Linked DNA regions of Mus musculus: all the other regions are linked to region 2. The links are chromatin loops, found by intact Hi-C in ENCODE. Cell type or tissue: heart. All regions are shown on one strand. Each heading gives the region's core, and the rest is flanking DNA. Links, peaks and the distances in the headings are about the cores only.

Region 1 (7,544 bases), core at 882-5,881, 210 kb after region 2:
GACCAAGAAGCACTTGGGGAGGAAAGGGTTTATTCAGCTTACACTTCCACATTGCTGTTCATCACCAAAGGAAGTCAGGACTGGAACTCAAGCAGGAGCTGATGGAGAGGCCATGGAGGGATGTTCCTTACTGGTTTGTTTCCCCTGGCTTGCTCAGCCTGCTCTTATAGAACCAAGACTACCAGCCCAGAGATGCCACCACCCACAATGGGCCCTCCCACCCTTGATCGCTAATTGAGAAAATGCCTTACAGCTGGGTCTCATAGAGGCCTTTCCTCAAGTGCTGGGCTGTGGGTGTAGGGGAAAGGGGGGAAGGGAGAGAGCCCGAGTCCGGCCTGAGTTCCTGTGTTCTGGACAGGCAGACACGGGAGGACTGCTGGACGCTTTCCACTTGGCCCTGGGTGGGCATCTGACTGTGTGAAGCCACTGACCCCACATGGCAGGGGGTGGACAAGGGGCAGCCCCCGTACCAGGTTCTCAGTCTCTGGCATCCCATCCTGGATATGGCAGAGGAGCTAAGAACAGAATAGGGGTCCTGGGGATACAGAAAGAGAGCAGAGGGAGAGAGGTTTCCACGCAGGTTAGAGTCCTTAGTCTGGTCCATGGCTGGAGCACAGGAAGGCCTTCTGACAGGAGATTAGGCACGACTCGTTAGGAGAAAGCCTATCCCATCGTCCAAGCACAGCGGGCCTTGATGAGCAGAGACAGTCTATGGTTTTAGAGCTTTATTGTAGAAAGGCAGGGGGAAAGAGAGAAGGTAGAAAGAGGGAGAGACCGGCCATGGCCAAGAGGAGAGAAGGGGGAAAAGGAGAGAGAGAGAAGAAAGGCTAGAGAGTACAAAAGAGAGAGGAAGAGAGTGAGGAGGGGCTAAATAGCCCCTCTTATAGTGGGCTGTTATCTTGCTGTTGCTAGGTAACTGGGAGGAGTCTAGACTGAAGGTCAGAAGCTTGGGACGTTGTGTACATGACTGAAAGCCATGAGCCTCTCCTGTGGGGGCTGTGGGGACAGTAACTTTGACAGGAGCCAGGGTCCAGGAGACATGAGGGAACACCTACTGTCCCATGTAGGTGGGAATTACCATCCATCATGTTCTACCGGGGTTCCACCTCCCAACTCGACTGGAGACCAAGCTGTCTGTGCATAGCCCATTGCCCCACACACTCAAGGGAGGCTCCTTTCTCTGTGATAATTCCAACTTGTGTCAAGTTGGTATTACAAGACCAGCCAGTAAAGTGATTGGAGGCAAACAGCCAGCTCATCTTGCCAATCCAACAGAGAGAATGAGTGACCCAGGAAAACACGCTGGGCTCTAGATACTGACTTGTGATCTTCACACAGGTTCATATTCACAGCAAGTATATCCTCACACATATGCATAGCACACATGTACTCAGACAGACAGACAGACACACACACACAACTAATCTAAGATGCAATGTCAGATAGTAGGTGGCTGGAGTGTAATTTTTAGGCAAGATAGTAATGAAAGGAAAATGGAGCCAACGGTTCCTCCCTCTCAGAGTTATGTTTAAAAATGTAAAGTTCTTCACCTTCAGCCAAAGCCTTGTCCACCCCAGACCCACTTCCTGCACTATCTCCCCTAGGAAGAACCCTTTGACTGAGCTCCAAGCCCTCAACATGCCGGAGGACTTCAGGCAATATGTTTTCCAAGGATGCCATTAGTATCTTGTAGCCAAATCTGACTTTTGAACAGCAGAAACTAAATATCACCCAAATCTGTCCCTTTGTGGTCACCTCTCTGTGATAAGTTAGGCATGGTATATCTCAGGTGAAGTGAGGCCAAATGCGAACTTTATAAACACATGGAAACTTGAATGGGCCTCAGAGCCTTGCTGTTGATAAGCCTGGACTATGTCTCATAAAGACTGTTGGAATAGGGTGGGTATCCTTTTCTTAAGACTCGTCCAGATTGCACAGTGAGGAACCCTGGCCAGACTCTAGGCACCATTGGTGCTGGTCATTTCTGAAACATGCAAAAGCAACTATATTGCACTTCTGAGGGGTATTCCTATTTCTGTTCCTTTCTTAGTTTTCTAGTGCTACTGTGACAAAACGCCACAGGAGGGGGCCAGGTTAGTGGTGCATGCCTTTATTTTTTTTTCTTTCCAATTTTTTTATTAGGTATTTACTTCATTTATGTTTCAAATGCTATCCCGAAAAAATAGTCTTGCTCCTCCCACATCCTCCACCATAACCTGGGTGTGAAGTGAGGTTAACCTGGGTGTGACATGAGGTTGGGGCTGACCAAGGCAAATGGACTCCTAGGAGGTGAGGTCAATTTTGTGAGTGGTTGATTATAAGGGGAAAGGACACTCTCAGTGCCCACCTCTCCCAGGTCTGTGTATAAAGACCTGACTTTGTGTAGAGACCTGTATGGTACCAAGAGTTAGAATTTTCCTGCACATCATCAGGACTGTCCAGTCTTGGTCTTTTGACATCTGGCAGGAGATTGGCATGTAGTGGATGGGTGCTAGGTTGAGAACATTTGAGACTAATAAATTTATTAGAAAATTTAACCTTCTCCTCTGCCCTCTAAACCTCTCTCTCCCCTCCCTCCCTCCTTCTCTCCTTTCGCCCCTCTCATTCTTGCACACGTTTTTTCTCTCCCAATACATATAATACACACTTCACATAATTACATAATTGTAGTTATATAATGTGACTCACATTAGAGAGTATCTGTGGCCATAATCCTCTATTACTTCCAGGTTTGTCTGAGTTACATAGCATTTACACAATATTGCTTTTGTTTTTTTCTAGTGTTTGTAGACCATGAGATTAAGCAGTCAGCTTGCTCTGCAACACTGCTTTCATTTTGTTGCCATCTTACAAACAGCTGCCTCTGGAGCCACCTGCTGACACAGTGTAGAATCCTTTGCAGCTAAGATCACTAAGCAAAGCGGCTCTCCAAGCAAACAGGAGAGAAGCTCAAGATTAGACTCTGCTCCATGGACTTCCCACAGCCAAGCAGTTAAATCATCCTGAAAATCTCACTGGTCATGTGAATACTCGGATCCAGTAAATGGGGTAGCCATGTGAGGTCCTCTAAAACTCAGGGACCTTTGATTGAAACTACTGTTGACGTGGTTTTGAGCAAGGAATAAATACTGATCATGGCTTGCCACCATCTATATCTGCCATATCTTATACCCAACATGTAAATGCTGGTATTTATTCCACATGCAACAAATAAGGAATATAGATTCGGAATCTGTCTCAATTCTCCCATAACAGAATACTAGCAATACATCAAATTTGCCATAGTCCACTTTGCCCACTTAGTGATTTGTTTCAAGAACTTTCCACCTGGGGACAGAACTTTTTCACATGAATGTCTGAAGAGTTTTCTGTAGAAGCTGAATTGCTATAGCAAAGGGGGAAAAAAGTTGGGATTTTGGTAAGAAAATGTGTTTTGTTCCTTCCCGCACTGTGGGCCCCCCCCCCCCGCCCCGCCCAAGGTCTGGCCAAAACTGCATGTGGTTGTGCTTTTCAAATCTCTGTTTATCTGAGGATAGAAATTGTCCCAGAGTTTCAGCATTATTTGCAGAACAATAGAGAATAGAGAATAATTCTCTGTTCGTGCTTTTTTATTAAATTGTTCTCCTAGTTGTATTCCAGACACTAGTTTAAACCCCTTGTCTGTGTTTTGTTTCTAAGCCAGCTAGTGGTTTGCTCTTTAACCTTATTCATACTCTGGCTATTTTTCCTATGCTAGAAAACAATTTTTTTATTTGTAGTGCTTTAGTCCCTTTAGAAAGCTCTGACTCAATATATATTTCCTTCCTTCCTTCCTTCCTCTTTCTTTCTTTCTTTCTTTCTTTCTTTCTTTCTTTCTTTCTTTCTTCCTTTCTTCCTCTCTAAGACAGTATCTTGGTGACCTTGATGACTTCAAACTCATAATCCTCCTGCCTCTACCTCCTGAATATTTGGATGGCAGACCTGCCTTATCTGGCATCAATGGGAGAGGAGGCTCTTGGTCGTATGGAGGCTCGATGCCCCAGTGTAGGATTGAAGGTGTCATGCAAAGGATTTGAGGTTTGGCATTATGAAGCAAGCCTATGAGAGGCTATTGGTGAAGCCCAGTTGCAGCAGAAGACCCTAGCATAGTGGAGATGCCAGTATAATGGGATGATCACTAAGAACAGCAGCAGTAGTGGAGTGGATCAACCTGAGCTTAGAGTGCTACAGAGGGCAGAGCTGGAGAAGTGAAGCAAGCCCTTTGGAGGAGCTCAGAAGATCATGTGTGGATCCCAAACACTGAAACAAGAAGCTGTAACATTGAAGTTACATTGAAGATGCCAGAGTCGTGGGCTATCTGCTGAGGAAAGCTGCTAACGGAGTGGAACCAGCCTGGGAGAAAGAAGTTGGTTGCAGTCAACAAAAATGGAAAAAAAGAGTTGGAGATCTGAAGACCGCTTTGACATCAGACGTGGAGATGCAGAGTTTGGAGTTGCCCAGCTGGTTTCCTATCTTTTGCTTTGGGGATTAAGTGATTGGATGAATCTCAGACAGGACCTTGAACTTTGGGCTTTTAACAGTTGAGACTGCTATAGACTATAGGGGCTTTGTAAGTTAGAATCAATGTATTTTTATTATGCTATGTTTAGGTATGAGCCCCAAAGACTCATGTTTGAACAAGCCAGGGAGTGGAATGTGATGGTTTGTATATGCTCTGCCCAGGGACTTTCACCATTAGAAGGTGTGACCCTGTTGGAATAGGTGTGTCACTGTGGGCATGGGCTTTAAGACCCTCATCCTAGCTGCCTGGAAACCAGTATTCTGCTAGCAGCTGTCAGGTGAAGATGTAGAACTCTCAGCTCCTACTGCACCATGCCTGTCCGGATGCTGCCATGTTTCTGCCTTGATGATAGTGGACTGAACCTCTGAACCTGTAAGCCAGCCCCAATTAAATGTTATCCTTACAAGAGTTGCATTGGGGGCTAGTGAGATGGCTCAGTGGTTAAGAGCACCGACTGCTCTTCCAGAGCTCCTGAGTTCAAATCCCAGCAACCACATGGTGGCTCACAACCATCTGTAACGAGATCTGATTCCTTCTTCTGGGGTGTCTGAAGACAGCTTCAGTGTACTTACATATTATAAATAAATAAATCTTTAAAAAAAAAAAAGGAGTTGCATTGGTCATGGTGTTTGTTCTCAGCAGTAAAACCTTAACTAAGACACCTATGAACCACAACAACCAGTGTGGCAAGATTACCATAGGAGTACAGTAGTGGCCTACATGACCTTGGTATAATCTCAAAAAACTGTTTTAAAATGTACAAAGTAACAATGTAACAGCTCTCTAATTGGACTTTAGACTCACTCAGCAGAAGGGAAATCACACCAGGTACTGGAAACCTAGCCAACTACCCAAAGTAGTGACGTCATGGATCTTGGAGGAACACCTACAGTTGCTACTGTACTGACACATTCTGTGAATTAGGTTTGCTGCAGACCTTTTTTGGTCCCTGTCTGCAGAGGATGAGTCTCTGGTTGCAGGTAGACAAGGAGTTGGCAAATGAATGACAAACAGAAGCAACACAAGAGATTGTGTATAATATGAATGTAAAAGTCGAGCATCAAACTTTTTATACAGAAGAGTAACAAGAAACCAGGCAAACACATCCTCTCTAAGTTACAGTGACACAATACAAAAGAAATGTATATATCAAAAGATGGCAGGGACCAGGCCTTGTTTACCACTAAGAAGGGAGCCAGGTATAATGCTAGTCTATTGTTAAATCCACCACCAGGGGTTCTTAGTAAATGCCTGATTATGCTGTTTCTTTGGGCCTAGTGAAGAAACCTGTCTCTGGATTCCCTAACTCTTTCATGGTAAACTCACCTATTCACTAGGCCATTGCGAATTCCCTTGTCTGGGTAAGACTGGCTATTGTCCCAAGTAAACACTCTGCAAACCGGCCCTGATCTATTTTGGCTCTGTTCTTTGTAATGCCTAATTAGTTTCACTGTCTCTATTAGAAGTAAATTTGAATGTTACTGAATAGGTAACCTTCTTACTGAATTCCAAGTTTGTCGCTTCAAGGGTTTTCTGGAATGTTGGAACACTGGGGAAGGCTTAGCTATGTCAGAATTTAATCTTTAAAGGCACTTATAATAAAATACTAAAAGAGAGCACGTGTAAAAAGAGAGCACGTGGATCCATACACCAGACTAACGCAGGGCTAAGGTATGAGTATATGGGTTATAAGAATGCCTGGTTCCAGGAGGTTGAGTTTCCTTGAAACTCCTTGCCTTGTGAGAGCTTCCAGGCCTCTTGGCCTACCAAGCAGACTTCACTGGAGTGTGCGTAGCATAGGTTTAAAACTTGTATTGTGTTAATTGGATTCCTAAAATTGCAGGAGAATCCTTATGAAAGATGCTGAGGGTCCTTGACCCCCAGTTGGTTCTGATTGGTAAATAAAGTGGCCAGCAGCCAATGGTTGGTCAGGGAGACAGAGGTGGGACTTTAGGATTTGTGGACAAAGGGACAGAGAGAAGAAAAAAGAATTGTGGCTGGGCAGTAGTGGCACGAGCCTTTAATCCCAGCACTCGGGAGGCAGAGGCAGGTGGATTTCTGAGTTTGAGGCCAGCCTGGTCTACACAGTGAGCTCCAGGACAGCCAGGGCTATACAGAGAAACCCTGTCTCGAAAACACCCCCCCCAAAAATGTACAAAGTGGTTTTGCTCTTTTCTAAGAATTTGAGTAATTATCACCTTTATCTATTAAAAGATTATCATGGCAGCCAGGCGTGGTGGTGCACGCCTTTAATCCCAGCACTCAGGAGGCAGAGGCAGGCGGATTTCTGAGTCAAGACCAGCCTGGTCTACAGAGTTCCAGGACAACCAGGACTACACGGAAAAACCCTGTCTCAAAAAACAAAAAACAAACAAAAAAAAGATTATCATCTTCAAAAGAAACTCCATATAGTCTATAATGTTTGAATGATTTAAAAAAAAAAAAGGCATGAAATAGGGATTGGGAATATGGCTTAGTTGGTAGAGTGCTAGCTTAGCACACATGAATTCCTGGACTCACTCCCTAGTACTACATAAAACTGGGCACAGTAGTACATAACTATAATCCCAGTACTCAGGAGACAGAGGCAAGAAGATCAGAAGTTCTAGGTCATTCTCCACTCTAAGACCAGACTGGGCTATCTGGGACTTTGTTTCAAAGTAAAATAAAAAAATATGTAATCCCCAGGATATATTTGTGAATATTTGTATTCATTTTCTCGCTCATAGTTTGTGGTGATTTAAATAAAAATGATCCTATAGACTCATAGTTGAATGTTCAATCACCGGGGAGTGGCACTTTTTGGGAAGGGTTTTTTGAGGTGTGGCCTCATTGGAGGGAGTATGCCAGTGTCCGTGGCAGGCAGAGCCTCTCTCTTTCTCCACTTTCAGATGAGGATGTATCTCTCACTCACTCCTCCAGGACCACAGCTGTTTCCCACCATGCTTCCTACCATGATGATAGTGGGCTAACCTTCTGAAACCACAAGCAGGTCCCCAATTAA
Region 2 (7,544 bases), core at 1,361-6,360:
TGATTTTGCACATTGTCCTTCATTAGTGACCACCACCACAGCAGGGTGGGAGGGAGGGGGAGCAGAGGTTTCTTCTCCTCAAGGAATCAATAAGTTTTTTAGCAGCTGCTGCTTGCTTTCCTTGGGGCTGGATCCTGATGGAGGCAAAGTGACAACTTCTTCCTCCCCCTAGCCCTGAGAGAAAGAAACACAGGCCCTGACAGCCCAGGACTCAGTCCCACCGAGAACCTTTGCAGGAAGCAGAGAAACCTCTCCGGGGCTTTGCTGTGTCTCGAGGGTCTTTGCCTCAGAAGAAAGATGGATGGCACAGGCGTGGAAACTATTCCACTCTCTTGTTATCTTTTTATTTTTCTCCAAAGAGGAAACTGACTCCCTTCCTGTGTTGCTGTACATTATGAAGTCTCAAAAGCTATTCAGAAAAAAAAAAGTTCTTAGCCTTTTTCTCACCCCAATTTAACATCACTTTAAAAAAAAAAAAAAAAAAAAAAAAAGCCCTAAAAATGGTACCATGATGACAATCCAAATGGCTTCTCCCTAAAAGCAAACAGAAAGGGAACCAAAAATATGATAAGCTGGTCACGAGTTTAAAGATGGGAAGGACAAGGAGGTCACCACAATGACTGACTTTCTTGCCGACAACGCCACATATCCATATATCCTATGCTGTCTGTCCTAAAAAGCCCAATTTAATCTTGTCACTTCTCTTTTGAAGTGTCATCGCTGGCCACTCCATAAAAGAAGGCTTCTAAGGAAGAAAACTCCATGTAAATATTTAGCAGTTCCCTTTCGCATAAAACAACCTTAGAAATCAGACAACCTGCATGCTCTCTCTCCCCGATCCCTCTCTTCCCCCAAAGGGCCTAAAATCAGAATCCAAAGCACAATGTAGTTTTCTGCTGTGCCTCCAGTCTGAAATATTCTACTGTCAAGTGGGGAAAAAAATCTACCAAACTCAAAGAGAAAGAGACTAGAGCGGTGTGTAAGAGGTCTTCCACCTACAAATGTCTAGGCAGGGCCTACACCAGGCATCCAGCTGGTGGGTGGAAGGTGGCACAACCCCATCCTTGGGGAAGGATTACCTTCTGAAGGGCTTTGGGTTCAAACCACCTACTGAAAAGAACTGAGCCCTGATTTTGGATTAAAATAACAACAGTCATAGTCGTAGTCGTCATCATCATCAAAGGTAGAGAAAACTCCAGGTGTGATTACTCTGGGGCTGAAGTCAGGGATCGGTTTAGATCCCTGGATTCCTCATTTCTATTCAGGGACTGGAAACATCATTACCTCCTCAAAAAAAAAAAAAAAAAACTCCTCTGCACATCACAACATACAGTGTGTGTGCCTCAAACCAAATCTTGTTTTGACTCTAGTAAAGTGGGTGAAATTTAAGTTAACAATAAACACCAGAGTCCAAGCAGGGGCATCAATCTTTGTTCAAAAGAACACTTCGATAATTCAATGTGGATTGAGGGCAAAGGAATGAAAGGGGCTGTCTTTGAAGAGACTAATCCATCTAATTCCAAACCACTGGATTAGAGGCATTCCTGGGCGAGCAGGCTCTGGCTACAGATTAGGCTACAAGGATTTCTGACAAAAGGCACGAGCTTGGTAGGCTTGCAAAATGGACCTGAGGGGGACCAACCAGGCACCTTGGCAAAGTTCACACTAGATGAGGTGACAGTTGGTTCTAAAAGGAGGAGGCAGGCATGACAGCTGAACATTCCTCCCCAAAGTCCATGGCGAAGGCCCACGGCCTCTCCAAACCTTACACTTCATCAGACAAAAGCTTCCCCAGGCGCCAGGCAGCGGCTGAAGAGGGGCTGTCCACACCCACTCGCCAACACAGCTTTCCAAACCTGCCCACTCTTTTGGAAGCCGAGCGCTTAATTAAACACCACCTCCCCGGATCTGTTGAGGCAGACTGGGGCTGGCCTCGAGCCAAAGAGAAGCTCCCTAAATACACTGGAAAAAAATGCCCCCCACTACCGCCCCCAATTCCCACTTCCAGGCAGCTCCTGGAACTGCTTCTATCTTATTAGGGTGGGTAACCTAAGTCACGGTGTACCTCTGAGCACCAGAAAACCCACAATCGAGGATCAGGTTATCTCCAGTCCCACCCTTTGCAGGAAAAGGCTAGGGTTGTTCCCCGCCCCCAACACACTCGCGCGCACTCACACGCACACACAATCCTTCCCAGAGAAGAGTGGGGTGTGGATGTGTGTTTGAGAGAGCTGGGTATAGTAGTTTTGGAAACCTCAACCTTGCCTTCCTGTTGTGAGCCTCTCAGGCTCGGGGTCCCTGGGAACTTCTGCGCCAAGCCCCGGGGGAGGGTATGGGGAATGCAAGGAACACCATCAGCAGCTCTGGAACAGACTAATTAATAACTAATTTGCTCAGATTCCCCTACTCCAGGTAGACCTGAAAGCCAAGCTTGTAACAACCCTGCCACCCAATCTCCCAGGCCGGAAGACTCTTTCCTGCAGCCAAGCAGGGGCCCCCACTACCGCTCCACCACCGCGCCAAGCACTCCACCCCAAACCCAGGGAGTCAGGTGTCCTCCAGGGCGTCCATCCTCCACGGGTCGCAGACACTCAGTCCAGGGACAGACAATGGAAAACTTGGAACTAGGGCCCTAAACCCCCAAAGGAACAAGATGGTGTCGCCCCCTGGGATTATGAATGCAGGGGTTGGTAAGTGGCATCAGACTCTCCCCCACTAGCCCCCGGGAAGTCGCCTGCCCAGTGACCCAGCACAGCCGGAGCAGTGCGGCGGGTAAGAAGGTGACACCCGGGTCGCCAGAGCTCCCGCAGGTGGCCGGCAGCGCCGGCGAGGGCCAGGCCGGCCGCGGTGGAGGGGAAGCCCCGCGGCGAGGTCAGAGCAGCCGCGCCCCCAGCGTCCTACCTTCATGTCGCTGATGATGGTCTGGAAGAGGCCTCCAAGCGCGCTGCATTCCTTCTCGATCACAGCCTCCATTTTCCCGGCGCGGCGGGGACAGGACACGCTCTCGGGGCGGCTGCACTGCGCACGGGGCCGGGCTCGCTCAGCCCGGGAGCGGTTTCACCCTGGGAGCGACCTACCTCCGGCTCGCCGCCGGTTTTGCAGAGAGCACGCGGTGCTCGCAATTTACTGCACTCTGCCCCCCCAAGTCCCAATCCAAGACGCCCAGCCGCTCCGGAGGGCGAGTCACCTATGTGCAGTGCTCGGCTCCTGGTCTCAAAAATGCCCGGAGAAGACTGACAATCAAGCCACCAAGAGTGCCCACGACGGAAAAGGCGAAGCCCATCTTGGTGCAGAGAAAACCGCCCGCTGACCCGGGGCCAGCGCCATTTACGAAAAAAAAAAAAATGTCTTCCAAATATAATTTTTTTCTGAAACTCCAAAATAAAGAAAGAGAGAACGAAAAAGGGCAGCAGCAGACGAGGTCAGCTCGCGTCGCCCGGATCTGTTGCTCGCAGACGCGGCCGCCGCCTCCTTTTTACTCCTGTGCGCCCGGCCCCGCGCTCGCTCTGGCGGTGCTCCCGGGGATGTTGCGAGGAGCGCACGCGCGCTCGCGACCGTCTGGCGCGGGAGCGCGGGGGAGGCGCGCGCCCGCGGCTCGTGCGTGAGCCGCCCGAGGGCGGGGCTGGGAGCGCGCGCTGGCTGAGAGGCGTGCAGAGCGCCTGCTGCAAGGAGGAGCTGGCGGGAGGGTAGGCGAGCCCGGTGTGCGTCTCCCGGACGTTCAGAGCGCCTCGTGCGGCGAGGGTCTCTGAGTGGAGAGGGCGAGTGAGCGCCCAGCCGCCCACAATGGCAGCTAGCGTGCAGGGAAGCCGCGCTGCACCTCCGGCCCCGCCCCTCGAGGGACCTGCAAGGTCGGCACGTTGAGCGCTGCGCCCCGCACCTGGTGAGCGACCAGTGAGGCGGGAAAGCTGTTACTGCTGTCGCTGCTGCAGCCTCTGGAGAAGAGGCCTCTTCGATGATGTCAGGACTGCAACGCCCGAGTCACGGCTGCAGGGAGCCAGCTACAAGATTAGGGAGAGTCTGGGAAGAGTATCCTGCGGTGGGATGCTGAGTTCCAGAAAGTTGCAGGGCGCTAGATTGATCTGCTGAGGCTGAGCGAACGCAAAGGGCATCAGGGTTCCTAATCACTTGCCCATCTGTCTGTACAGATCGTTGGCTGCATATGGCTGGAATGCTGATGGTTTTCCAGCCAGGGTTGCCATAGCCACAGAAAACCCCCTTGAGAAGTTTTTAAAAAGGGCACCAAAGACTGAGGTGGGCTTGATAAATGTGTCCCTAGCATCTCTGCCTAACTCCGTAGCCAGGAGCACTTATTCTGACGTCTTCCGGTGTCTGGTAGGGGATCAAATGGGCAACTTGTAAACGATCTTAAAGCACCTAATTGAACCGTTTGCAAGAGTCAACGGAACCCGTGTCGAGCTTGACCAAAAGGATCCTGTCAAATGCTGTAGTCCCAATTAACTCAGTTTAGTAAGTCATTCTTTCAACACTGATCAAAAGAATGTAGGGAACTCTGCACAGAACACTGATGTTTGTATTTTCCTTCAGGTCACTCTCCCTGACATCTGGAGAGGCCAAACCTTCTGTAAGTCACTTCTGTGCAGCAACCCTGCTGCTTCCGGCCCTTAAGGAGATTCAGTTGCAAATACCTCACCTGCACCTTGCCCATATTAGTACTTGACACGTGCTGTGTTCTCCGGAATTGTTTTTTTTTATGTTAATGTCGCTGTTATTATAATGATCCAAGTCACGGGACTGGCTGGTACAAGCTCCATTTTACAACCCATGAACCCTGTGGCCTTGAGTAAGTTATCTGAGCCCTCTGGGCCACAGTGTTCTCCTTGGTAACCAGGAGTGATGGTGGTACTTACCTGATAGCTGTCTTAAGCATTGCACGAGCTAATAAGTGAAAATGCTTCAAGTGGTATTTGATACAAGGGAAGTCAACACTCAGGAAATCCTCAATAAAAGTAGGCCAGGCCAAGAATCAAGTGCAATCTAGCTTCAGATCACCTATTGCAAGCCTGCAGTGTTGGCATGTGGTCACCGCAGAGTGCATTCTGCAACTTTATGCACTACAGCTAATTGAAGGTCCTTGTTTTTGTTGGTGGAAGAAGTTGGACCTGCCTTTCTGCCAAACTCCAAACAATATCCCTCAACTGCCCCTACCCACTTCTTGGTTCCTTTTCCCCCTAAGCTCCAACCGGGTTCAGTACTGACTTAGTTGTCCTCTCTTAAGACCAACACTAAGTTCTTTGAAAGGGGCTGTGTGGAAGGCTTCCCCCGAGAATTACAGACGCCCACCTCCATGAGACTATCCAGTTTTGGGTGAGGGAGGGGATCCAGGGCATTGCTTTCTCTCTGCTAGGCAAACACTGCACCAACTGAGAATTACATGCTAGCCCCCATGTTTTGTGTTTGAGATTTTTGAGCCAGGGTTTCAGTCTAAAGCCACACAAGCCCGGAACCCTTGCCAAGTCACCTGCCTCTGGCTCCCGGGCACTGGAATTGTGGTGCTACACCACCACGCCTGGCTTTTGGCAGTTTTAGATTGGAATCTAGCTGCTCTGTAAAGGGGTGTTGGAGAAATGAAAATGATGGGGTCAGACTGACTTACATTACACTAGATTCTGCTGTATTCCAGCTGCTTCCTAACTTTTCCTCCCCTCTGGCACTGAGTGCTTGCTTCTTTTTTGTTTGGGTTTCTCTGTGTAGCCCTGGCTGTCCTGGAACTCACTTTGTAGACCAGGCTAGCCTCGAACTCAGAAATCCACCTGCCTCTGCCTCCCAAGTGCTGGGATTAAAGGCGTGCACCACCACTGCCTGGCTTTTTTTTTTTTTTTAAGATTTATTTATTATTATACATAAGTACACTGTAGCAGACTTCAGACACACCAGAAGAGGGCGTCAGATCTCATTACTGGTGGTTGTGAGGCACCATGTGGTTGCTAGGATTTGAACTCGGGACCTTTGGAAGAGCAGTCAGTGCTCTTACCCGCTGAGCCATCTCACCAGCCCAAGTGCTTGCTTCTTGATTGTTCTTTGGTGGTAATGGAGGTGGAGGTGGAAGTGGTGGTGGTGGTGTGTAGGTGTGTGTGTTTGAAATCCTGTCTCCAAAAAAACTTAAAAAGAGAGAAAGTACGAGAGAGAGAGACAGACAGACTCCCAGGAACCAAAGTGAGGAATTTCAAACTCTCTGTCCAAAAGTAAACATGGCTCAAAATGTCCACTCCCCTTCTAATTCTTGACCTCTGGCCACTGGGCTATTTGATCTGTGGAGCCAGCCTGTTTCCCCAGAGCTCTTTCTCCACTCACTGACTGTTCCAAGGACTAGTGTGGGCCTCTATGGCTGATGCTTAACAGCGGTGCTACACATGTGGGTTTTGCTTCCCAGCCTTGCTCCTCTACCCTGGCCCTCCAGAGGGGTCTGTCCCAGCTGGTCTGAAAACTTTGATGTCTATTAGAAGTTACTGAGGAACTTTTAAGCTACACCAGACTGGACTCTGATGCTAGGAATCGTATTTAATTGGTCTGGGCTGCTACTGAGCCTTAGGATGTTTTCAAACTTCCCAGGCTATTCTAATATATGGTAAAGTGAAGCAACCTGATTTGGAAGGACCTTGAAAGGAGGTTCCTGTACCTGACCAGCCTAGCTCTACACTAAGCAGGAACTAGGCTCTGCATTCTTCTTAATTACCCATGAACATTTCATTCAATCCTCATAAAGATATACAAGAAGGGGGGGGGTGGATTTTGTTTGTTTCACAAAAACAGGACTGAATTAAACACGTTTTTCTGGATCTTGCTATTAACATTCAATTTCTACAGAAATCCCTCTGGATCAACTGATAGTATTCTCATCCATTCTTCCTGCACCCCTTTCTGTGCTGGGGTTCCATCCTCAGTCCTTTTAAGTTTTCCTTTATGACATAATTTCAGATGTACAGAAGTGCTGCAGCAATCGTGTTAAGGCTGTTCCAGTTACACGTCCTTAGGGTCCCTCAAGGCTACTCGACTCTGGTCCTTGCTTCATGCCTTGGCGGAGGTGGGGATGGTTAAAAGCCCTTGAGTGATGCTTAAGCTGCTTCATGTTGCTCTCTTTGACTTCTCCCAGATGGCAGTGAGACTCAAGGAAGACTACAGAGCCCTGACTGTTGTGAAGGGTCTCTGCATCCCAAGCTGTTTCGGTGAGCTGGTTAAGATAGTACCTAAGAGCTGGGACCTTACCCCACATAGCCGGGTGGTGGCGTTGGCGGTAAAGGCCTTTAATCCCCGCACTCAGGTGGCAGAGGCAGGTGGGTCTCTGAGATGAGGCCAGCCTTGTCTACAGAGCTACAGAGCGTACCTTGTTTTTGACACCAGGCTTTTCATTAGCCAGGCACTCACTAAGTAGATTCATCTAGCTGACCAGTAAGCCCCAGACATCCACCTGCCTGCGCCTCCCTGCCATTACAGTACAAGCCTGACGCTTACCCGCATGCGTTGTGACCATCAAACTTGGCTCCTTGTGCTTGCAAAGCACTTCGCCTACTGCTCTGTCTTTCCAG
Region 3 (7,544 bases), core at 1,612-6,611, 50 kb after region 2:
TATGGGAACCGCAGTTCAGAAGATTCCTCCATGAGATCTGCTGTAGGCATTTTCTTAATTAGTGGGGAGGGCCCCGCCTACTGTGGGCAGTGCCACCCCTGGGCTGGTGGTCCTGGGAGCTATAAGAAAGGTGGTTGAGCAAGCCCTGAGGAACAAGCCGGTAAGCAGCGTCCCTCTGTGGGTGCTGTGCTGCCATCAGCTTCTGCCGCCTGGTTCATGCCATGTTTGAGTTCCTGTCCTGACTTTCTTCGATGATAAACTGTGATTCGGAAGTGTAAGCCAAATAAACCCTTTCCTCTCCACATTGCTTTGGTCCTGAAATTTCATGACAGCAATAGGAACTCTGACTAGTGTAGTAGCCATGGTGTTTCCTGTTTTCCAGTGTTAGCTCCTCTCGTTAACTGCTTGCCTTCCATTATCCTACCAATTCCATGCAGTGTGTGCAGTCATGTAGTATATAGTCATGTAGTATGTGTAGCTGCAGATGCATTTGCCACCTATTCTGTGTACCATATAGATGCACATATACATGACTTACTACTCTTCTTTAAAGATCTTCTTATATTTTATTTTATGTGCATGAGTATTTTGCCTATAGTATGTATATGTATCTGTGTGTACCTGGTTGGAGGAGGCCAGAAAAGAGAGTTGGATCCCCTGGAACTGGAATGACAGCTGTGAGCTACCCCATGGGTGTGGAAACTGGAACCAGATCTTCTACAGGAGCAGCAAGTATCTCTGCAGCCCCTTCTATAAAGCGCACTTTCATGCTGGTGAGATGGCTTAGTGGGCAAAGATGCCTACCTCCAAACCCGAGGACCTGCATTTGATCCCCAGGACCCACATGGTACAAAGAAAGAAGCAATTTGAAAGTTGTCCTCTGTCTTCTACAGTGTGGAATGGAGAAAGTGCACACACACACACACACACACACACACACATTCATGCACACAAAATTTAAAAATATGATAGAGTACACCCTCATATAAAACAGCTTCATCATTTCTCCGAAAACACAAGGCCCTTGCATTCTTAAACTCCACTCCCCTTTCCTTCCTGTCTTGTTCACAACATACCATCCATACCCCAGAGGAGGAGTAAACCACGCAGGCTATTTACATCTAGGTGGTAAAGACAGGGAAGGGGTATAGTATAACTTTATCTGCATATTTTGCTTTTCCAATAATAGGCATATCAATATATGCCAAAATAATTAAAGACCAAAGGAAAGAAAGGACATGTGCTGTGCTGACCTTCCTTTATGCTCAGCTGCTTGGCAGAGATGGATTCTCATCTCCCCCATGGGACCGCTTTGGGTGAATAAGAATGTGGACTGGGTAGTGAGCTACTTGGAAACCCCCAAGGACGAGTGAAAGATACAGAGACACTGTGTAGGCAGGTCGGGAGACAGTTCAGTCCATCTGAGGGTGGCCTCCAAGTTCCTCCACCTCCAGAGCTCATTGCGATGGACCACTCCAGGGTGATCTGCAGCTCAGGACTGATGTCCTGCGGAGGCTACTTAATCCAGAATCCTCCCTCCTCAGATTCACCAAGGGCTGCCAGCGAGGCTAGACACACAGAAGAGCATTAGGCACAGATCCATGGTGGCCTCTTGTTCCCCACACTGCCTTATTATTGCTCCTGGCCCTTTGTCCAAGTCATGGGTGGGTCAAGCTCAAAGCCTCAGACCTTCTCTGCATGCCTTTGATTCCTGAGTCCAGACCCATTAAATTCTTGCTGCCTGGGACCTTATTTATGCAAACTCTATTCTCTGCTAGGCAGATTAAGTCAAGACACGGCTTTGCATTTCTCTAATGCTTTTGAACTGTCTCTACCCAGATTTTCCTTTGGCGGCTCCCAGCAAGAGTACAGCGGAATTGATGCTTTGTTTCCTATTGCCGGAGTGATAGAAAAACCTGCTGGTGTATCTCTTTTCCTGACTTTATAGTTTTAATGCAAAAAGGAATCACTTAAAATGTCTTTTATCTATTACATTTGTACTCTGAGGGCACAAAATCATAGCCATGAAGTCCTCAAAAATGACTTTTCTATTTTGCAGGTTACATGTGCAGAGGCTCAGATGGGACACTCGTAATTGAAAGGTGACACAGTCTTGGCATCCCAACTGCAGGATATTACTGTTTATAGAACTTAAGATGATGCATATTGATGTTCAAAGCAAGCCCAGCATCTCTCTCCTTATTTATTATATTAAAATATTTCTCTTTGAATTAAACAATCGCATTTTCAACAAGTGCTATGATGAAAGAACACTCTTAAGGAATTTAAAGACTATGATCGAGTTAGATACACATCAGGTCTTTCCTCGGTAACTTTAATTCTGTCTATCATCATTGTCTTCTCTTACAACCACAAAAATCATAAATAGTTGTGATGAAGGGCTGTCCACGCCTTGTACAAGCTCGTTTGTTCTTCCCCCAGAGACTCTGAGGTAAGTTCTATAAATAGCTTCCTTCAAAGACACAGGATTCAAAGTTTTGACAGGCAGCAAATGGCCATTCCAGAATCCCGCAGTTGGAGAATGGAAAATTCAAGTCTCAAAGCCCCAACCCTCACTTCCTGGTTTCTTTGTACCTCCTTGATTAGTTTATTACAGAAAACATGTGCCTTTCTTTATAGATTTATTCATGTGTATAAGTGTTTTGCCTGCCACATATGTATGTGCGACACACGTGTGCTTGGTACCTATCGAGGTCAGAAGAGAGTATTGATCTCCAAGAGCAGAGTTACGGGGTTTGTGAGCCACAATGTGTGTGATGGGGACTGAACTTGGGTCCTTGGCAAGTGCAACAAGTTCCCCTAACCACTGAGCTATCTGTCCAGCTCCACATACATTCACCTACTGAATTTAGGTCAAGAGTGAATTCACAATGATTTGCCTTTGATCTCATCCAAACTCAATGCATATTTATTATGTATTGACCTCATTTGGACCCAATGCATATTTATTAACTATTGACCTCATCCCAACCCAATGCATATTTATTAAATATTGACTGTGTGTGAAGTACTAAGACGTAGTAGTGTATAAGATGTAAGTAATGCAGAAACAAGACTCCTGTTTGGATTTTCCTTCTTTGTGTATTTGTGAGTGTGTGTGTGTGTGTGTGTGTGTGTGTGTGTGTGTGTGTGTAGGGGTGCAGGTGTACACAGGAGTGCATGTGAGTGGCAGTCAGAGACCCAGCTTGTTTTTTTAAGATAAAGTCAGTATACACTGGTTTAGAACTCACCAATTAGGCCTAGGGCTCACTGGTCCCAGCCTCTCCAGTGCTGTGAGTTCTAGCATGTGCCTCTATGTCTGGCATTTTTACGTTCTGGAACTTTAGCTCAAGGTCTCATGCTTCTAAGGCGAATGCTTTACTAACTAAGCTATCGCCCCAGTTTCTAGTTAGGACTTCGTACTCTAGAAATAGTATTGAATATAGTAACAGTTATAGAAATAGAGCATTGGCTACACACTATAATATAAGACATAATAAGATGAGAAAGAAACACTTTTTGACATTCTACTGTGTCAGGAACTGTGGACACATTATGTGGTTTATTTAGTTTACTGTCGTGTGTGTGTGTGTGTGTGTGTGTGTGTGTGTGTGTGTGTGTGTTAGAAGATGTTGTAGAACAGCAGTTATCAACCTGTAGGTCATGACCCCTTTGGAGGTTGCATATCAGATATACTGCATATAAGATATTTACATTATGATTTTTAACAGTAGCAAAATTACAGCTATAAATAGCAACAAAATAACTTTGTGCTTGGGGGTCACTAGAACATGAAAAACTCTATTAAAAGGTCACAGCATTGGGAAGGTTGAGAATCGTTGGTGTAGAGGGTCTGCTGCCTTAATTTCATGTCCACAGTGCATGTGTGAGAAAGGGGAAGGCTGCTGTGTTACTGAGGATTTCCAGGGAAACAGAACCAATAGGGTACATGTAATTAGAGACTTATGAGAGTGCCTCACATGTAGGAGAAGCCCCATGATCTGTCACCTTCAGCTAGAAGCACTTGAAAGCTATGACGTAGCTTCAGTCTAAGCCTTCAGGCTGAGACACAGAGAACACATCGTTAAGTTCCAGTCTAGCACATGGGATGCAGAGGCAGGAGGATCTCTGTGAGTTTGAGGTCAGCCTGGTCAACACATAGAATTCTAGGACAGTCAGGACTTCGTCGAGTGACAAAAAACAAACAGAAATAAGTTCCAGACTGAGCTCACTGACCAGAAAACCAGGGCCACTGGAGTTGGCAGGCAGCAAAAGATAGATTACTCAGTGCATATAGAGATGAAATCTACTCTCTGCCACCTCTTTGTTCTAAACCCTCAGTAGAATGAATGGTGCCTACCCACTGTGGTGGAGGGAGATCTTTACCAGTGTATGGATGCAAATGGGCATCTTAGCCAGGTGTGTTGTACAGCCCCATAATTCCACCCTTCAGGAAATGGAGGCAAGGAGTTCAGGAGTTGAAGACCAACCTCAGCTACTCATTGAGTTCAAAGCTAGTACTGGCTACACTCCCTGTTTCAACAAAGAAGCAGAGCTTGTCTAGAAACACCCTCACAGACACATCTACAAATAGTCTTTCAGCATCCATCTGGGCATCCCTCAGACCAGTCAAGCTGATAACTAAAATTACCCATCACGCCCATAGACCATGGTTTGATCCTTAGCCCTTAATGTCTGCTTTGGGAACAAATACATGTTTAAGTATTTTTTCATATTGCTTTGAGTTCTGTGATTGTGTGTATAACTGTGTGTGGGTATGTGCATTTGTTAATAGAGCCTCAAAGGAGCCAGAGGCATTAGAGTTCTCTGGAGCTGGGGTTCTGTGCAGCTGTGATCTACCCAACAGAGCTTAGAAGCAACTGAACTCAGTCTCCAAACAGTGACATACTTAAAGTTTAGGGGTTGAGAAAAAGCATGGCTGGATGGAGAGCTGGCATCTGGTGTAGTCGAAAGTGGGAAGAGGAATGTGGAGATGACGTAGAGATGGGTATTTCAGGGGCCAAGATGTGGCTGAGCTGTGTGCTTGCCTTGCAGGCCCAAGCTTCAGTCACCAGCACAAGAAAAAAAAAAAAAAACATGTTTGGGGCTAGAGCATGTTTAGATGGCTTAGCACTTCAGAGCACTTGCTCCTCTTCCAGAGGACAAGAGGCCAGTTGCTCAGAACCTACATCCAGCATATATATACACACACACTCACACACTCATACATACACACACATACACACACACACTCACACTCACACACACACACACACTCACACATACACACACTCACACACACACATATACACACACAGACACACACACTCACACACACACACACTCTTTTTATATATATATATATATATATATATAGTCATATATATATTCCTAAATAAAAATAGTAGCTTAAGGCGGGGGTCACAGGGGCGGGGCCTTTAGTGGGGTCACGGGGGCGGGGCCTTTAGTGGTGGGATTGCGACAGGGTGGGCTTCCGTGACTGATGGGAGACAGTGCTGATGTGGGGTTGTGGGGCCAGCATGTGCCGGGGCAAGCTCTGCTTGGGAGGAAGATTCACTTTATGAGCTTTGGGCTGACTCATGGCCAGTGTCACATCTCATATCCTGCTTCCTGCTGGACCCCAGATGCTTTTTCTAAGCTTCCTTCTGTCCTGAACAGTGGACAAAAGAAAACCCCCCGAGGGTAAAAAATCCACATTTAACAGGTCTTTCTATTATTTTCCTCCTGTAAGTGAGTCTTCCTCAGGAAAGTAGTTAATGAATCCTTTTTAAAAGTTTCAAAGAGGTTCCTCAGTGGACAAAGGCACTTGTCACCAAGCCTGATGGTCTAAGTTCAATTCCTGAGCCCCACATGGTGGAAGGAGAAAGCCAATTCCAGGAAGTTGTCCTCTGACCTCTATATACCCACCAATGCATGCATGTGTGCACACGCACGCGCACACACTCACACACACATATACACACACACACACACACTCACACACTCACACACACACACACTCACACACACATATACACACACACTCACACACACACTCACACACTCACACACACACACACTCCCACACACACACATATACACACACACAGACACACACACACAGACACACACACACACTCACACACACACTCACACACACACTCTCACACACACATATACACACACACAGAGACACACACACTCACATACTCACACACACATACTCACACACACACACATACACAAACAAATAAATTTAACTCTGCTAATAACAGAAATTCTCATTGAAATGCATGATTCTGTACCAATGGTTTACAAAGCTGGTGGCTCTGGTCGCTGGTCGCTGTGTGGCTCAGGCAGCCCAGATACCAGCAGGTAGTGCTTGGAAAAGTGTGTTAGTTGATGATTGATGTCCAGGAACTGTCAGAATCCCCTAGAGGAAATCACTGAAGACTAGCACAGAGATTTGTAGCAGAGGAAGTAGCTATAGAATTATTTAGAAGAGTTACACATTTAGGAAAAGATGATGTTGCCCCTTAGAGGAAAGGCTAAGGGAAATGGTACTTGATATATGGTGGAATATTAAGCAATATATAATTACAATTTAGTAAAGTTTAAATCTTAAAAAACAAGCTCAACCATCAACGTCATATTTGAGAACCTAAGTCTCTCTGAGCATTGCAGCTAAAGTTAATATTTTTATTGTTTTCCTATATCAGTAGTTGTTCTTTCCCATTTTTCCAGAGATATTCCATTATTTTTTATGTGCAAATCTGGTAATGAAACCCAGGCCCCTGACCATGCTGGGCAAGGATTTTAATACCCAGTTATATCCCTAGCCCAGTTCCCTGCTCTTCTGTCTATAATGTGTCCATGCAGAGCCACACAAAGATGCTCCCCATGTGTGCATAGAAAGCTCACGTTATTGCTTGGGGGTTGTTTTTTCCTTGAACCAGACATTATGTCTAATTCTGAAATATTAACTCATCACTTATGAAACATTTTTAGTTATGAGGAAAATGACCTGTGGAGCACCAACTGAGAAATACCAATCTCTGCTGGTCTTTACCCTCCCCTCTCCTCCACTCCTAGAGAAATATTTTTTACATTTCATCTTGCAGAAGAGCAGGGATCTTGCCTCCATTTCCATCTATCTCATAGGCAGTGACAGATGTCATCCCTTTATCCAGAACAGTGTTCGTGTCTTTGCCACAATAATTTCAGATGGCCATCTCCTGTCCTAAGTAGAGCATTCTAGGCTAGAAACCATCATACAACTCTACCACACTGTAGAGGAAATTTAATCCAGCAAAATGACTGCTCTGGCAAGAGATCACATCCAAAGACCTTCTGGGTCTGTATGATCCAGCTGGAATACAGACATGCCTTTAATCCCAAGAGACAGTGGCAAGCAGATCTCTGAGTTCAAGGACAGCCTGTCTTAGAACAAGTTTCAAGTAAAGATAAATTTAAGTCCAGGTGTGGCAGCCTGCACCTTTAATCCCAGCACTCAGGAGGCAAAGGCATGCAAATCTCTGAGTTCT

Evidence for each region. Peaks named below come from ENCODE experiments on the same cell type or tissue, not always from the same donor. Only the 100,000 strongest peaks of a DNase experiment are listed, where the experiment ranks them.
Region 1: a loop joins it to region 2, with 5 times the contacts of the local background. A loop is called at or near these places in 18 of 42 quality-filtered maps.
Region 3: it touches region 2 in a loop (2.1-fold over the local background); 5 of 42 quality-filtered maps call a loop at or near these places.

The regions. Positions count from the first base shown.
Region 1 is chr15:59,288,800-59,296,343 of GRCm38, forward strand. Gm36617 (a long non-coding RNA gene) reads left to right here. Exons shown (of 4, transcript XR_875370.3): 4 at 2,782-3,152. Among named protein-coding and RNA genes, the nearest start is that of Sqle, 23 kb to the right of the region's middle. In heart, for the core only: a CTCF peak has its summit at 2,875 (motif pointing left); a DNase peak (open chromatin) is centred at 2,882; H3K27ac peaks cover 372 bases.
Region 2 is chr15:59,078,555-59,086,098 of GRCm38, forward strand. It overlaps Mtss1 (MTSS I-BAR domain containing 1), which reads right to left and starts at 3,472. Exons shown (of 15, transcript NM_144800.2): 1 at 2,902-3,472. The coding sequence starts at 2,973. In heart, for the core only: CTCF peaks have their summits at 2,664 and 3,713; DNase peaks (open chromatin) are centred at 2,067, 2,807, 3,047 and 3,587; H3K4me3 peaks cover 2,992 bases; H3K27ac peaks cover 3,159 bases.
Region 3 is chr15:59,128,659-59,136,202 of GRCm38, forward strand. No RefSeq gene overlaps it. Among named protein-coding and RNA genes, the nearest start is that of Mtss1, 50 kb to the left of the region's middle. In heart, for the core only: no CTCF peak of the experiment used is centred there; no DNase peak of the experiment used is centred there; H3K27ac peaks cover 1,373 bases.